2 separate regions of the Mus musculus genome follow, and region 2 is linked to region 1. Evidence: chromatin loops called from intact Hi-C (ENCODE). Cell type or tissue: left cerebral cortex. All regions are shown on one strand.

What was found. A loop is a pair of places that touch in the nucleus more often than their neighbours do. Peaks named below come from ENCODE experiments on the same cell type or tissue, not always from the same donor. Only the 100,000 strongest peaks of a DNase experiment are listed, where the experiment ranks them.
Region 2: it touches region 1 in a loop (2.4-fold over the local background); 2 of 42 quality-filtered maps call a loop at or near these places.

The regions. Positions count from the first base shown.
Region 1 is chr11:108,058,601-108,066,600 of GRCm38, reverse strand. The region is part of intron 3 of Prkca (protein kinase C, alpha); the gene reads left to right. Among named protein-coding and RNA genes, the nearest start is that of Gm51922, 50 kb to the left of the region's middle. In left cerebral cortex, a CTCF peak has its summit at 4,242; DNase peaks (open chromatin) are centred at 1,992, 2,231, 3,317 and 4,285; H3K27ac peaks cover 3,754 bases.
Region 2 is chr11:108,171,926-108,179,925 of GRCm38, reverse strand. The region is part of intron 3 of Prkca (protein kinase C, alpha); the gene reads left to right. It overlaps Gm11655 (a long non-coding RNA gene), which reads right to left and starts at 6,988. Exons shown (of 3, transcript XR_003949784.1): 1 at 1-6,988. In left cerebral cortex, no CTCF peak of the experiment used is centred here; DNase peaks (open chromatin) are centred at 3,057, 3,245 and 7,801; H3K27ac peaks cover 647 bases.

The DNA of each region.
Region 1 (8,000 bases):
GAGTGTCTGAGGAGACAGAAAGAAGGCATCAGATCCCCCTGGAACAGCAGGTTACAGGTCACTGTGAAATCCCTGACATGGGTGTGGAGCCTGAATGTAGATCCTCTGGGAGAGCAGCAAATGACCTTAACCTCTGAGCCTCTCTCCAGACCCATAACATAACTTATAGAGATGTAGACTATGCTGTCAAATACTCTTACATAGGTATAGGTAACTTCTTGGTAGGTTGCTCAAGGAACTGCAGGCAGAGTCCATTCGTTATCAGATACGATATCTGCCTCGGTTTCTCTAACATGCAGCCGACATCTCGTGAAGCAAATGGAACGGACCCAGTGCGAGCAGAGGGGCTTCACCGTCATTCGGGATACAGGGAAGGTGTATGAATCCATGTCCTCCCCTGCATCCTCTCAGATATTGTTCAAAGTGTCCTTTCCCTTTCATCCCTGAACCTGTCTGTCCCCACACTTCCCAGAGGCATGTCGCTTACAAATCTATCGAGAGAAAAGCCACGCTATTGTTCAGTAGAGGAATGGCCATATTTATGTTTCTGGTTTTGACATAAATGTCATTCTAGCCTTTGTTTGATTCTGTGACTTGCTCTTTTTGTCTGACAGTAGTCCTTGGCGCTCAGTCCATGCTCTTAGAGAAAGAGCTAGCTAATTTGCTCCAACTGTTACGTGGCCATCAGTACTATAAGTATATTACAATTTACTTGGTAGTTGCCTTGCTGGGGGAGAATTATGCGTACTTTAAAAGACTCCGTGGATTCAAGGTTAGCGACAGCATCTTGTTCACCTGGGCAAAGAATCTTTAGAATCCTGCTGATGAAGCTTGGTTTGATAAGTTAGCCCGGCTATAAAGACAGCTCGTGTTTGGGCCTAGAGAGGTGGCTCAGAGCACTTGCTAGCCTTGCAGAGGACCTGGGTTCAGTTCCCACCAGTTCCCAGTACCCACACAGTGGTTCACAACCATCAGTAATTCCAGTTCTGGGAAATCCAATGCCCTCCTCTGATGACCACAGGTACCAGGCTTGTGTGTGCTGTGATACATACATGCAGGCAAAATACTCATAAACATAAAATTAAACCTAAAAAGATTTGAAATTTTACTTTAAAGAAGATGATTGTTATTCATCAGAATAAAACATGGCTGCTTCACAGAAGCAAAATAAATTCCTGCCACCAGAAATGGGTTCTTTCTTAAATAGGCCATGTCTACAGCAATGCCAAACCTCGTCAAAAACAAAGTTTTGGTTTTGTTTCGTTTAGTTTTTGGGTTTTTTTTTTTTTTTTTTTTGGCAACAAAGTCTCATGTTTCCAAGGCTGGTATCAAATTTGCTATATAGCTGAAGTTAACTTCTGACCCCCTGGAGTGATGGGATTGTGTCCAGTTTTATATGATGGTAGACATGGAGCACAGGGCTTTAATGCAAACTAGGCAAGAACTTGACCCCTGAGCTTCTCCCCTAGCCAGCACTGAACATTCTAAAGCTCCCATGAAGAGAGATCTAGACTGATGTAGCCTCTGAGAAGGCTATGGGGCCAAACCCTTCTTATAGGTGAGACACAATTACAGTAATAGTCATGTTATAGAAAATCACTCTGGCTTTAGTTTTTGCTAATAAAACAACATTTTTAATATGTTTCTTTCTTTCTTCCTTTCTTCCTTTCTTCCTCTCTTCCTCTCTTCCTCTCTTCCTCTCTCTCTCTGTCTCTCTCTCTGTCTCTCTGTCTCTCTCTCTCTCTGTCTCTCTCTGTCTCTCTCTCTCTCTCTCTCTCTTTCTTTCTTTCTTTCTGTTTCATGGAGTTAAAAAAAGAAATTTCCTAAGAAATTTCAGATCACAATAATGATGCCAGCCTTATTACCCTTGGAGCAGAGTATTCAGTGTTGCCTGTGTAGTCAGCATGCGGGTGACATTTAGACCCAAGCCTGGCTTCCAAGTATGATTCATGAGAACACATCAGATGGTAAGAGCAGGGAATTTTCCTTGGTATTCAGAGGAAGCAGCTTGGAGGAGCCACACAAGGAAGTCGCGCCCCAGAGCTCCACTGGATTAAAAACAGCCCCAGGAACTCAGAAAGCCTGACCCTGAGGCTTTCAAGGATAGGCATTTAGGTCCTCTGAGAAACCTCCAGGGCATGTTGGAGGAATTCAGATATGGGTAGGAAATGCAGGATGGGAACACACACACACACACACACACACACACACACACACACCAGCCAAAGCTTGCCTTCCTTATTTATCAGATAAAAAGGGCTTGTGAAGCATCTGTTCACATGGACCCATTCTCATCTCCATCCTTAGCAGCTGCTGCCTCCTTCAGCTCAGGGATCATCCAAAGGCTAAATTCTGCCCATGGCTGGACCACTCGCCATCCTTAAAGATAGATTGCAAACTCACCTAGAACACATTGCCTTTAGTACGTACATAGAGTCCAGCCAGGAAGAATATAGGAAGTCCAAAGCTCCATCAGCATCAAAATCTATGCGGTGCAGATCTAAGGGCTTGTTTTTAACCAACTTCAGAAGAAGAAGAAGAAGAAGAAGAAGAAGAAGAAGAAGAAGAAGAAGAAGAAGAAGAAGAGGAGGAGGAGGAGGAGGAGGAGGAGGAGGAGGAGGAGGAGGAGGAGGAGGAGGAGGAGGAGGAGGAGGAGGAGGAGGAGGAGGAGGAAGAGGAGGAGGAAGAGGAGGAGGAGGAGGAGGAGGAGGAGGAGGAGGAGGAAGAGGAGGAGGAAAGAGGTCTTGGAAACATCTTGATAGGAATGTTGACACAGTTTTCCAGGGAAAGCTGGTCAAGCTATGATATTTAGAACTAAGAGATAAGATGCAGGCTAGCAGACGCTATGATAGAATTTGCATCCTCCCCTCCCCCTCTGATTGATTTTTTTGGAAATAATTCCAGATTTAGATTCACAAGTGAGATTTTATTTGTGCCTATGAGACAGCCTGTAGGCCAAGCCTCCATTTCCACCACGTACAGCAGGAGTTTCTGAGTGGAGCCTTTGAGCCTTTCTGTTAGAATGTAACAGGCCAGGACAGCATCTGCAGGACAGAGGGTTTTATACTCCCTTCAAACAGAGGCTGCCCAAAAGTTCAAGGAGCATTTACACATGCTTCGCTAAAGGGAAAGACCACTAACCTCGTTAGAGGGGATTACTCTAAGACAGACCCTTCTTTATGTACTAGGACCAAGCTTACCACACATGACCCATGGGGCAGTTTTCTCTAGAACCTTCAAGCAAAGTATGATAGAAGCTCAGTTCTGTGAGGATGTAGTTGCCGTGTGGAGCGTGGGTGTACCGTGACAGAGACAACTAATGCTAGAGATGGGCTGGGAGATTTGTGGACTCGGCTTTGCAATCCCAGAGAATCCTCCTCTGATTGTTTTGCCTTCTCACCCTGCTCCCTGGGGAGCTCAGAGATGCCGTTTATACTTCAACCTCAATAGCCTGTCTTGGTTCTATCGCAGTTGCTGATTTAGTGATGTTGGTTCAGAGATCTTTCCTTTGCTTCAGACTGCTTGGTTAGGGCGTGTGTGTGTGTGTGTGTGTGTGTGTGTGTGTGTATGTGTGTGTCCTCTGAAAGAAAACACTGTTCTTTCTTACTACCCCTGAATCAGCCGCAACAGGCAGAATTCTTGTGGCTGTGGCAGGTAGAAGCTATCACGGGCAAAGACCTAGGTGAAATACACTGGGTACTGCCACCAGGTAAAGGTGCCAGGGACTATGGGTGTAACAGAGAGGGAGCTCCAATGCTGTTTAGGACCCAAGGACCTGCAACACTTACACATAAACACACTTAGGCTTCAGCCCCCACTGAAGCTGGTGACTCTCCACCTGGAAGGCCCACAGCCTTTCAATCTCCCCATGACCCAGGCTGGCTGCACACCTGGCTGAGCCCTCAGTCAGCCAGATATTTGAAATGACTCTGTTAAGAACTGGCCACAGAGGTCACGACATGTGTGTTTACTTAGAGAGGAACTTTCCACTTCTACTTTTGGATAGATCTTTGGAGTCGCCCTCCTCAATCAACCCCTTCACGTGAGATCCGTCAGTTATGGGTCTCACGGACAGGTTCCTCTGTTGCTGTGCCTCTCGAGTCCATGCTATGTGCTCAGCAAACAAGACTGGATTCCCTCCCCAGCACACGGTCTATTCAATTCACATGTTGTACAATGCAAGCCCTTTGTTATAACCATGCATAGAAAATCTAGAGACCTGAGGATGCCGCAAGTCAGCTGGCGGCAGGGCGGCAGCATCTCCTCTCCACTAATGTGCTGTGGTTATGTAAGATGCTCTCGCTGGGAAAGCAGGATGAAGAGCAAAGAGGAACAGGCTGTACTTGTTTTGCAAATTCTTGTGAGTCTTAAGTGATTTCAAAATAAAAAGGGTTTTGTTGGTGTTTTCTTTTTCTAAATATCAAGACAGAATTGAAGGGACTATTTAGTACAGTTGTTTCCAACTTTAATCTTAGCAGCAGCCTCGCCTCCCCGCTTTGCTCTCTTCCCTCCCCACCCTCAGCGGCACCCGGCACCCGGCACCTCCTGACAAGCTCGGGGCCCTGTGAGACCTCATGTGGAACCCTATTCCCACCTCCATGGTCCAGGATTCAGATAGAGAAACCTGAGGCCCAGAGAAGGCCAACACTCTGCTCCTCAGAGGCTCTGCTATAAATACAGACGGCCTGGGCAGGTTTCTGCTCCAGTGGCTTTCTGTGAAGCATGGTGAGTCCCGTTTAGGTAACAAGGTTGTTTCTCTTGTCAGGCCTGGAGCCATGCATTACACGGGATGAGTTTCCATGTTTCTCCTTCATCCTTCTCCACAGGCAATAACATCAGCGTGACCTTTAAGCTGGGACCATGCATGAGCTAATCTGGGCCACTGAGCAGTTTCAAATTTACCACATAGGGTTGATTGCCAAGGAACTCTCTGGAGGGCTAGAGACAATGTGCTAGAAGCCAGACCGAAGAGATATTCCCCGTTCAGCCTCCATTCTGACCCCCAGTCAAGGCTGGAATCACCCAGATCACTGGATGTTTCCATAACTGTCCATGCCGCTGAAGTATTTTAGAGAAACCTTGGGCTTCGTGAAGTTTATTTCTATGGCTAACACCATAATAGCCTCTTATATTTTTCCAGCTCTTATCAAGTTGTAAACCCTTTGCATATGGTCATATGCTGCTGGAGTTCACATGAGCACATACACCTATTATAATTTATAAATAAAATTGAGGGCCCCCCATGCACTTTTGGTAGTGAAGGATTCTGGGACCTGGTGGCTCTCCAGACACCACACACACACACATACACACACACACACACACACACACACACACACACACACACACACACACACAAGAAGTAGAAGTCATGACTTCCTCTCTTTCTACATCTCCTGGCAGTTAGAGCCTGGAGATGCCATATGGGTGTCAGATGAGTGAGACTTAGGTTTTCCTGAAAGAGGGGCCCATTGCCCATGTGCCACATCAATAGAGATGTGTGTGAGAGTCAGCTGGCAGGACAGCCACCCCAGGGCTGACCTGACGGCCTGTGCATCCTCCAGTGGGTTTACAGTGAGCTGCCACTCTTCATTTGCTGCTAGTTGTTGATGCTGTATCTCTGCAGGCAACCTGGCTTCTTGCTTTCCCCCCAGCATCTTCTTTGCCCTCCACATTGTGGGGAACAACCTTCACTGTCAGCATGGGTCCAGATAATTGGTGCTGATGCTAGCCTGATCCTTCGGCATTCTGGCCCATGTCGCAGACATCGGAGTAACTGATCAGCTGCTCTTCACTCCATCTTCACAGCCATTTCTATCTAGGGAAAATGCTCCCACAAGGACATGGATCTTTTATAACCTGAAGAGGGGCCTTTAGAGGGGCAGGCAGTGGGTTGCTTCATGGGTATTGCTAATCATGAGCCAATGAGATGGCTTCAAGGGTAAGGTGTTTGCTTCTACACCCGAGGACCAAAATCTGATCCCTGGAAATCACATGGTGGAAGGGAGAACCAACTCTTAGAAGCCATCCAAGAACCTTCACACGCGCAAGGTGGCACACACAGATGCTCAAGTGCATGCACAATATACACTAAACAAACAAATGAACGAATAAGTTTACAAATAAAACAGTATTGCTGGTCATCACACATGTATTCAGCTACTACTGTGAGGTCCTGTTGTCTGTGAAATGACCTCTTACAGCAGTGATTCCCAGTCTTCGAACCCTGAGATAATCTTTTCTAGACTGGAACAGAGCATGGTAGCATACACCTGCAATCCCACTATTCAGCAAGCTAACAAAAGGGGTTGAGGCCAGTCTAGGTTACATAGTGATATTCTGTATCCAAAAAGAATGGGAGGGAGGGAGGGCAGGAAGGAAGAGGGAAGGAAGAGGGAGGGGGTAGGGAAGGTGGGACAACAAGAGGAGGCCCTTCCCCAGAGTCTGTGATTGTGGAAACATCTAGGTGCAATATTTGCAATCACTCTAACTGATACTCTGTTAGGTGAAGCCTGTTGCCCTAAAGCTGGGCTGCGCAAATATTTCTTACAAGGTTAGGTAATAAATATTTTCAGCTTTGTGGCCCATTCTGTCTCTGCCACAAATGTTCAACACTGCCACTGTAGCCACAGAAACCATGTCACTAAGTGAACATGGTTGCATTCCGAGAAGATGTTATTTATAAAAGAGCTAGTATATCTGTATCCCTCCCTCAGAAAACTGAGGTGCAGCTCTGGACGTTTAAGAGATGGCAAGAACCAGCTCTTCATGCTGGGTAGACATCTGAAAGCTTGCACAGTAAGAATTGGGTGGCCAGATCCCAGTTTTCAATGTGTTTGAGTCTCAGAGATCTGCGGGGTGGGGCGGGGGAGTGGTCATCACCTCTCTGTAAGATGAGGGTGACGATAATATAATGAGGAACAAAGAGACATGTTCACCTTTACCACAGCTAATGGATACATCTGTGAGTGTTTTGGCGTGCTCTTCTTTAAACTTTTCTGCATGATTAAGACATTCCGGAATTTTCCAAACTATGCCTTTTAAAAGTGGTCATAATCATTCATTTGGGATACCTTTAGCTTGGGTCATGGGTTTCAAAGTCAACCAAAAGCCACACTTGCCTTTGGAATCCTGTTAGACCTCTGGCACCCAGGTGCCTTGGAAAGTCTGAAGCCTAGCATGTCTTTTTATGTGTATCTTTATATGTGAGCAACACCTGCCTCCAGGAGAGCCTGTGCTTAATGTATCTTCATGGAGCCCCCTTCCCCGACCCCCACCACTTAGTGTATCTTCATGGAGCTCCTGTCTTCTGTTCCTCCCTGGCTTTGCCCTCTGTGCTCTAGCAGAAGCTCAGGCCACCCTTCAGGAAGAAGCAGTTCATGAGGAAAGAACCTTGTATGTGCATATTGACTATAACATTAGCTTGTTGTTCAAATATCATACAAAGGTCTTTTCGCTCAGTCCTCTCCTTGAAGGAGCCGGGGGCTGTGTGTGGTGGTATGCATCCTTAATCCCAAAACTGCAGAGCTGAGAAGTTCTGAGACAGGAGGGTTGAAAGTTCAAGACCAGCCTAGGTTACATAGTGGAGGTAGAATAAGGAGAGGAGAGGTACCACGAGGAAAATGAAGATGAAAAGAAAGAGGAAGAAGGGAGGAGGAGGAGGAAGAGAAGGAGGAGGAGAAGGCATCAGCAACAGCTACCACTAGAACTAGCAGCTAGTTCCTTCCTTCTCTGTCCCCTGCATACTCACCCTGCACTGGACAGTCTACCAGTCTCCTACTAGGACATTCTAATCAGTTTACAAAGGTTGGCTTGTTTTGTCCTTATTATAACCATGTAACTTAGGTGGTGCTGACTTCCCTATTTGTAGATGAGACAGGAAGAACAAGCCATTTGTCCAAATCCATGCCTCTGAAAGGTACCAGAATCCAGACTCAGTATGACATGATATATATATATATATATATATATATATATATATAGAGAGAGAGAGAGAGAGA
Region 2 (8,000 bases), 110 kb before region 1:
CTGGGTGTCTTTGTCCCTTCTAGCTGTGTCCCCTCTCCACCCTTTGTCCTTAGTGCAGGACTGTGCCCTAAGGGTTGGTCGCATAGTCTCTGATCTGTTTCCCCACTACATCATCTTGCTTACTTCTACCCAGTGGAATGTTAGTAGTTAAAAATAAATAAAAACGAGGGCCGAAGGATCAGCAGGTAAAAGCCATGGCTGCCAAGCTTCAAAATGAGTTTGATCTCTAGAAAGAGAGAACCAAGTGCCGACAGTTAGCTGCCCTCTGACCTCCACATACAAACCATGGCATGCTCTCTCCACCCTCTGCAAAAGGAAAAAAAAAAAAGGGAATGAAAGGACTTTTAAAAGGGAACACAATGTGTGAGCCCAGCCATGCCTCTCCTGAATCACCCCTCCTGAGGGGTGGGATCGATCAGTAAAGTGTAAACCCGATGGCTTAGCTGTGACTGTTAGCTGGGGACCTTGTTCTTTGTCATCCTAGAAGCTCCAGGAGGGTAACATGGGTGGCTGATGTAGAGGAGTCAGCTTTATAAGAGTCCAGGCCTCAGAGGAAGGAAAGGATGGTGTTTCCTGGTTTAACACAGCCCCAAAGCCTGAGTCCTTACAAAGGGTCCAAGTCGGGACTCTCCAGAGAAACAGATTCAACAGGAAGCATCTACCTGTGTGAGTGTAAAGAGGTTTTCTATAAGGATTAGACACATGGTTTAGGGGCTTAGTCCCAAGACTTTCAAAGTTGATTTGGCAAGCTGGAGGTTCAAGGCAGAGGATCACCTATCCTGGTCCAGCCCTATGTCGGTGTCCCGAGACCCAGGGGAGCTGATGACCTCAGCCCAGCCCCAGTATGAACACTGGTAAGCCCAGGAGCCTGGGAGGAGCTTCTGGGAGCAAGAAACAAGCCCACGTTCAAAGCCTTTAGTCAGTCTTTCCTTCTATTCAGACTTTCAGGGCTTAGGTTGGGCTCACCCAGGTACGGACTTTCTTAGTTTCACTTCCTGTTTTGCTGCCATAGAAAACCCTTACAAAAACAACTTAAGTGTAAAGGGGTTTAGTTACAGGAAAAATGATTTATTTTGGCCCACAGTGGCAGGTTACAGCCTGCTACCGTCAAATCTAGAAGCCACTAGTCACAGTGCATCCACATTTGATAGATCCCCACATATTAGAGCTCAGCTTACTCTCAACCCCTGGACAAGGAATGGTGCTGCCCACAGTGGGTAAATCTTCCCACCCCAATTAACACAATCGAGATACCCCTGCCGGACATGCCCCAAAGTCTGCCTACTCTAGATAATCCTTCCTTGAAGCACCCTTCCAGGTGCTTTTGACAGTTGAAGCTAGCCATGACAGCCACCTACCTTCCTTAGCTCGGGCATTGCTCTCATCCCCAAACACCGTCAGAGAAACACCCAGAGTCACATGTGAACAAAATATCTGGGTACGCAGTGGCCCAGTCAAGGTGACACATAAAACTGATCATGTCAGGTACACAGGCTGTGCACCTTGGAAAGGGTGAGTCACAGGGGCTGATGGCAGAGCCCTTAGCATAGAATGCTTTTCCCTTGCTGTAGACCATGCTTTCTTCCCCCAAATCTTATTCATTTCTATATTCCCCAGTACAGACTACCATTGTTTGTTGAAAACACTGAGAATTCATGTATGTGTAGAATGAAATATGAATGTCTACTCCCCATGTATGAAATTCTCAAAAATAAAGGAAAAATTAAGAATATTAAGATGTACTATATACAAAACTGGATATGACGTTGATGTTATTAAGTACTTGTAGATATCATTAAACTTTCAGATACTTTATTTCTATTTATGAATTCCTATATGAATACATGCATTTACCTAAGCTTATTCAGATACAAAGGAAGATGAAAAAGTTTACAAAGCTCCTATATATTTCCTTGAAATTTTATGGCATAAGCCTAGTGCGCATCAAGCCTGCATAGATGGAGAGATGAGTTATTATATGTGTGTGTATACATATATATATGTGTATATATATATATATATATATATATATATATATATATATCAACTCAAAAGAAACTAAAGTACATGAGTCTCTTATTTGTAAAATTCACAAGCTCTTACAACTAGCAACTAAAATAAAATTTGAACCAAAAAAAAAATCCTAGTTTAGAAAAATACTTAAAACATTTAAAATCCAAAATAAGAGAGAAAGGATTGAGCTTTCCGGTCCCAGAAGCCTGGGTTTCCAGAGAGAATATGTAAAATGTTTTTAGTGGTCTCTCAGAACCACTCCTGGCTTCCTGGATCATAAGGCATGGTCTTCAGGAACTGAGCCTCTCTTTGTTGCTGTTTTGCTTCTCATCTTTTTGAATAAACAGATGTGTGGTTTTCTTTTCAAGTTAGTTACTTCTGAGTGCTTAAATTTAAACCCTCACAAAATAATATAAGATGCCCATTAAACTAGGTGACTGGAATTTTTCAATTTAGTACATACCCCCTTTTTTCTCTAATGCCAATTTGGAAAGCAACCTTCTGAAGGTGATCCCTGTTTTGTCAACTGTGTGCCACACAAGGATGCTGGGGGCGACACTCAAGGCCTAGTACACATGAAGAATGCTCCAGTGCTGAGCCACACACTCAGCCTTACTACTGCTTCTGGACTGGGACTCCTTGGCGTTAAGGCCAGTTATTCAGCTGTTCATCTGGGAAGGTTTGCATGTTTCAGGCTGAAGGAGGTTAGGATGGGGCCGTGCTTGGTTCCCCTCTACACCTCTACTCCTCTCATCTAGCATGAAATCCCACCCACACCCAACTGCTTGGACCACTCTGTGTCAGAGTCACTGGCTGCTATTCCTGCCCAGGAGAAATTCATCCGATATACATTTTGAAATACCTGCTGCAACTGTTTTACCTGGGCAACATGTCCTCGTAGGTCGTAAAACACACTTCAGAAGGCAGTTGGCTCTCTGCTCCTCCTCTGCAGTTTCTAGGCCCTGTCTCATCCCTCCCCCATCCCTGCTCTAAAGCAAGAAGCTTTCTTGTGTTAACATGAAATATAAATGTTTAAAACATGAGCGTTTCATACTTGGAAATGGTATTGTCTGTGGAGGAGGGTGATTTTAGGTTTCTAGATATTAAACTGTACTGACTCATTTGTTCTTAAACAAGTCGTTCTCTAGTTACTAAAATTAACCACACACAAAAAAATAATAAAAGACCAGAGAAGCTTGAAAAAGAAGAGAAGTAGGCACAGAAGTCCTTAAAATTAGAAAGCCAGGGCTGCTCTCTTAGCATGTGCTGTGTTTGAATGATGCGCCAAGATTAAGGTAATCCACTTTAACCATTTCCTCCCACTAAAATCTGGGAGGTCGGAATAACTTCATGTACAGAACCAGAAGCGAAGGAAGAAACATGGCAGGTGTTTTAAAAATTTGAAATGATTTATGAATATAAGAGAAACAGACTTTTTAAAATCCACACACCACTGCCATTTTGGAGTTGTGCTCTCAGGTACCATTTTACAGGCAGTAAATGTCTGTGAATGTGGCAGCCGGACAGTGGGGGAGTCCAGCAAAGATGCCTTCGGAGCAGCCTCTGGAGGGCTCCTCGCTTGTTCATGGCTGGATCCCCAATCTGGCTCCTCCTCTACACAACAGCCAGAGTGAGACTCTGCAAGTGTAGCAGATCAGTCACTTCTGTATTGTCCCACTTGCCAGCTATTGGAGTGCGGCATGGCTCCTACCATGCAGGACAAAGCCCATGACAGTGGTGGCCTGGCTCCTGCCTACTTGCTGACCAAGCTCAGATCTTCCCCATCTACATTAATATCTTCTATTACCCTGTTTAGATGGTGTGCCCCTGGGGACATGTCTTTGGAGCACCTTCCATTGTTACAATGGGTGTCCTATTCCTCTATGATGGTTTTCAAACCCTCCATCACCTTCTGAAACCTTGGCACTCAGTAATTAACTTTGTCTTTTCATTATCATGAACACAACACAAGAGTAGGACCTTATCTTACATTTCCATTTAACCTAAAACAATACCTGGTACATGGTAAGTCCTTGCTACATGTTTGTTGGATATACATACATACATACATACATACTCACACATACACACACACACACACACACACACACACACATATACATATATAATATGGGAGATGAAAAATGTTACAAGGTTTTGTTTGCTTCCTACTAACAATAAAGGGAAATATCATAGGACTCATGGAGATTTTTCTTTATTTTTATATTTTCTGACTGTAATGCTGTACCACATAGTCATAAACTGGCCCTGCCAAGGAAGCCAGGGACTTGTCCTGGGATTGGATACTATTTCTGAAACAAAAAGACTATTGTTCACAATGTTAGCCTTAGACTATGTGGCCTTTAAAACTATTTTAAAATACAATGTATCTTCTCAATCAGAGTATCCAATTAACCATCAGATTCTAAACGGCAACCATTCCTGACACGGGAGATAAGGGGATTGAATTTAGAACTTTGAGAATAATCTCTCTCTCTCTCTCTCTCTCTCTCTCTCTCTCTCTCTCTCTCTCTCTCTCTCTCTCTCTCTCTCTCTCTCTCTCTCTTTTTGTCTAATAGGGTCTTGATATTCTCAATTATGGCCAGCAAGCAGTGTCCTCTTTCATGGGTCTCCTTCAGGAGACTTTGGTTTCTCTGGCTTTTACTACTGGAGCAGCAGAGAGTTGTTAAGTCCATTTGGGTTGAGCAGGGTGATGGAGTTTGTAACAATAAGGAGAGATGGCTGGAAAGACACAGAGAGAGGCTCATATGCTGCCAGGTCCCTAAATTCAATTTCAAGTGACTACTAAGATTAGGATGATGGCAGATGTTATGTGCAGGGAGCACAGACACAGAGGGAATTTAAGGAATCAAAACTGCTAATACTTTGATATTTAGAATGATTTGATTTAGGGATATTTTTACATTTAATCTTGTCAGTACAATATGATTTTTGAAAAGTTCTAAAATTCCACTGAGCCATTTGTGCCTTACTTTAATGCTAGTAGTGCAAGTCTTTGAGACTGCAACAAATTGCTACCAGTTTCTCAGATGTCATCTGTATGAAATATGACCACCCGTCTGAGAGGTCTTCCCTGCTCAACAGTGTGGGATGAAGCCGTTTGGTGCACATGTCTAGACTGCCACATGAGCAGCCATTGCTCTTCACAACTGAACCACCTCTTCAGCACCAAGTTATTCTTAACGTTTGCTTGTATCCCCAAGATTTTGTTGGTTGTTTCTGCCTGGTGATTGTACTTCTAAATTGACTGGTTTGGCAATAATATTTTGTTTGATAGTAAGTAATATTTTAATGAAATATTTTTAGTTTTAATAAGGGCATTCAGTCATGATATTTTTATTGTATAGCTACTCCTAGGAGTGGGGTATAATGGTCAGTTGGAACAAATCAGGTGCATGAATGAATCCACTGTTCAGGAAACAACTTGGCAGCATTCAGAAGTAATAGAGCATCCCAAAGCTAAGGGGCCACTTCCCTGATGGCCCAGGACAGCCAGGGAAGCATCTGAAGGCTGTGTATAGGTATTAAAAGGCTGAAATAACCAAAGCACTGTGGGGGTAGGGGGGTCATGGCAGAAGGACCTGGAAAACAAGCCAGGAATGCTCAACATGCGAACAAGAGAAGCCCTAAGAGACAAAGAGAGCTGCCTTCCTGAGTAGAATGATGGATTGGCCTTTGGAGCACCAGAGGGTGGTCCTTACTCAGAGCTTAGCATAGTCCCCAAGAGGAAGCCCCAATAGATAAATGTTTCCAGCACTAGAAGGAATTCAGAGCCTGGAGCCCCGAGAAACAAGACAAGATGTGCCAGTCTTGAGCTGTGCTGTTCCAGAGGGGCCCAGGAAGAGTGCCAGGTTTCCTTCAAGTCTTATTCATCCTTCAAGATTCAGGTTTAGCCTTGGTCCTCTCAGGAGATTTCCCAGTACACCCCTGCCCCTTCAGCATGGATGCTATTCCCCAGCCCCTTCTCCACCTGCATCCTGCTGCCTCTTGTCTTCTTCTCTGTGCACAGTCCTTTGAGACTTCCAAACCACAATGCTGTCATAGCTTCTCCATCTCTATTCATGTACGGTGCATGGTCCCTCGAGAGCAAAGCCATCCTTCTGCCTAGATGTCCTTGGTGCTTACAGGGAATCTGGCTCATAGGTGGCTTTCAAGTTAGCAAAGAAATGAACAAACTCCAGTGAGATTCATTTTGGCTTAACCTTGACACTGACAGAATTTCTGATTTTACTTTGTTGACACCAGCACCACCAGCTTTTCCTGAGCCCATCATGCTAAGAGTGGCCTCTTAGTGTTAAGGCTAGTTTTTGAGAACAAAAAGTAACTCCCAGTTCTTTGTGCAAATGCCATAAAATTTTAACATCCAACTTCCGAGCCCCTTGCAAAGGTAAGAAAATTACTCACAAGACCATTCTGCGAAACACTTCATACCTTTCAGTTTGAAAGTGAAAGACCCCATCTCTGTCAGTGTTGACGATGGCAGTGTGGACTGTGGAACAGCTTGGACGCTGAGAATGGACGTGATCTCAATAGGCCCCCAGGTTCCCTTTGTTTATTGAAACAGAAACACCAGGGAAGAACAAGACTAGCTTTGAAAATAACTTGGTACACACATAGGTGAAGTAGCCTTACCTCCCAGTAGGTAGCCGAGAATAAATGGGTCTCCCTAGCTGTTGTTCCAGGATATTTTTAGAAAGAAAGAGCCCTGGTAGAAAAATAAATGTAAACAATTCAAAGAGAAGAGACCCCAGGCAGTTTGGTGCTGCTTTTTATTTCTGTCTCATCAAGGGGAGAAAAGTAGAAACTGAGCAAAACCCATAGAAGGGAATGGGGGTGGATCTTCCTCCCCTCATAGGATGCTGTGGATAATGTACGGTTTGCTCTGAACACGTGTAGCTCAGAGGGCAGCTTATAGACAACCTGAAGAACCTTCTACAAAATTCCTGTTCGTATTGCCCATTGCAATTTTATTTGAGAAAAGATTTTTGTTGCTTTCATGATAGTTTTTAGCTTCTAAATGAACGGCATTTATTTACCATAGAATTTGAACTTTCAGTACCATTCTAGTACTGCTCTCAAAAGGCTTGGTTTCTTTCTTTTTTTCTTTTTTTTTTCTTTCTTTCTTTCTTTCTTTCTTTCTTTCTTCCTTCCTTCCTTCCTTGTTTTCTTTCTTTCTCTTCCTTCCTTCCTTCCTTCCTTTCTTTCTTCCTTCCTTCCTTCCTTCCTTGTTTTCTTACTTTCTCTTCCTTCCTTCCTTCCTTCCTTCCTTCCTTTCTTTCTTTCTTCCTTCCTTGTTTTCTTTCTTTCTCTTTCTTCCTTCCTTCCTTCTTTCCTTTCTTTCTTCCTTCCTTGTTTTCTTTCTTTCTCTTTCTTCCTTTCTTTCTTCCTTCCTTTCTTTCTTTCTTTCTTTCTCTCTCTCTCTCTCTTTCTTTCTTTCTTTCTTTCTTTCTTTCTTTCTTTCAGAATCTTCTAAGGGGAATTGATGAACCTGATAACCTAATTTTAGACCTCCTGAAATTTGGCAGATGGATGGTATTTATAGTGTTCTGAATCAGTTCCTATTAGAAACTTAAAAATAGTTACACATTAGAGAATATATTTAAGATAGAAAAGACTTTTTTTTTTAACCCTAAATCCAGTGCCCGTAGATTTGTTTTTAGCAACCTAAGCTGTGTGTGCATTTTGGTAGCAATTTCTAAAGAGGCTTTTTGTACTCTCTCCATTCTCTTTCCTGTGTGATGCTGCTGTTGTCATGGAAACAGATCTTGGAGTCGCTTTGTTATACAGCGTAAGGGACTCCCTGATATGGAGATTAACCACAGGTTGCTGTCATCCACACACAGTTGTGTATGATGCATTTTGTACAAAACTTAGAACACTGTGTTTTTGAGGTCACACCATTTTTGACATCTGTGCATGAAGCGCAAACACATCAGGGTGTCGGCCATGGGCTCCCTAAAATGGGC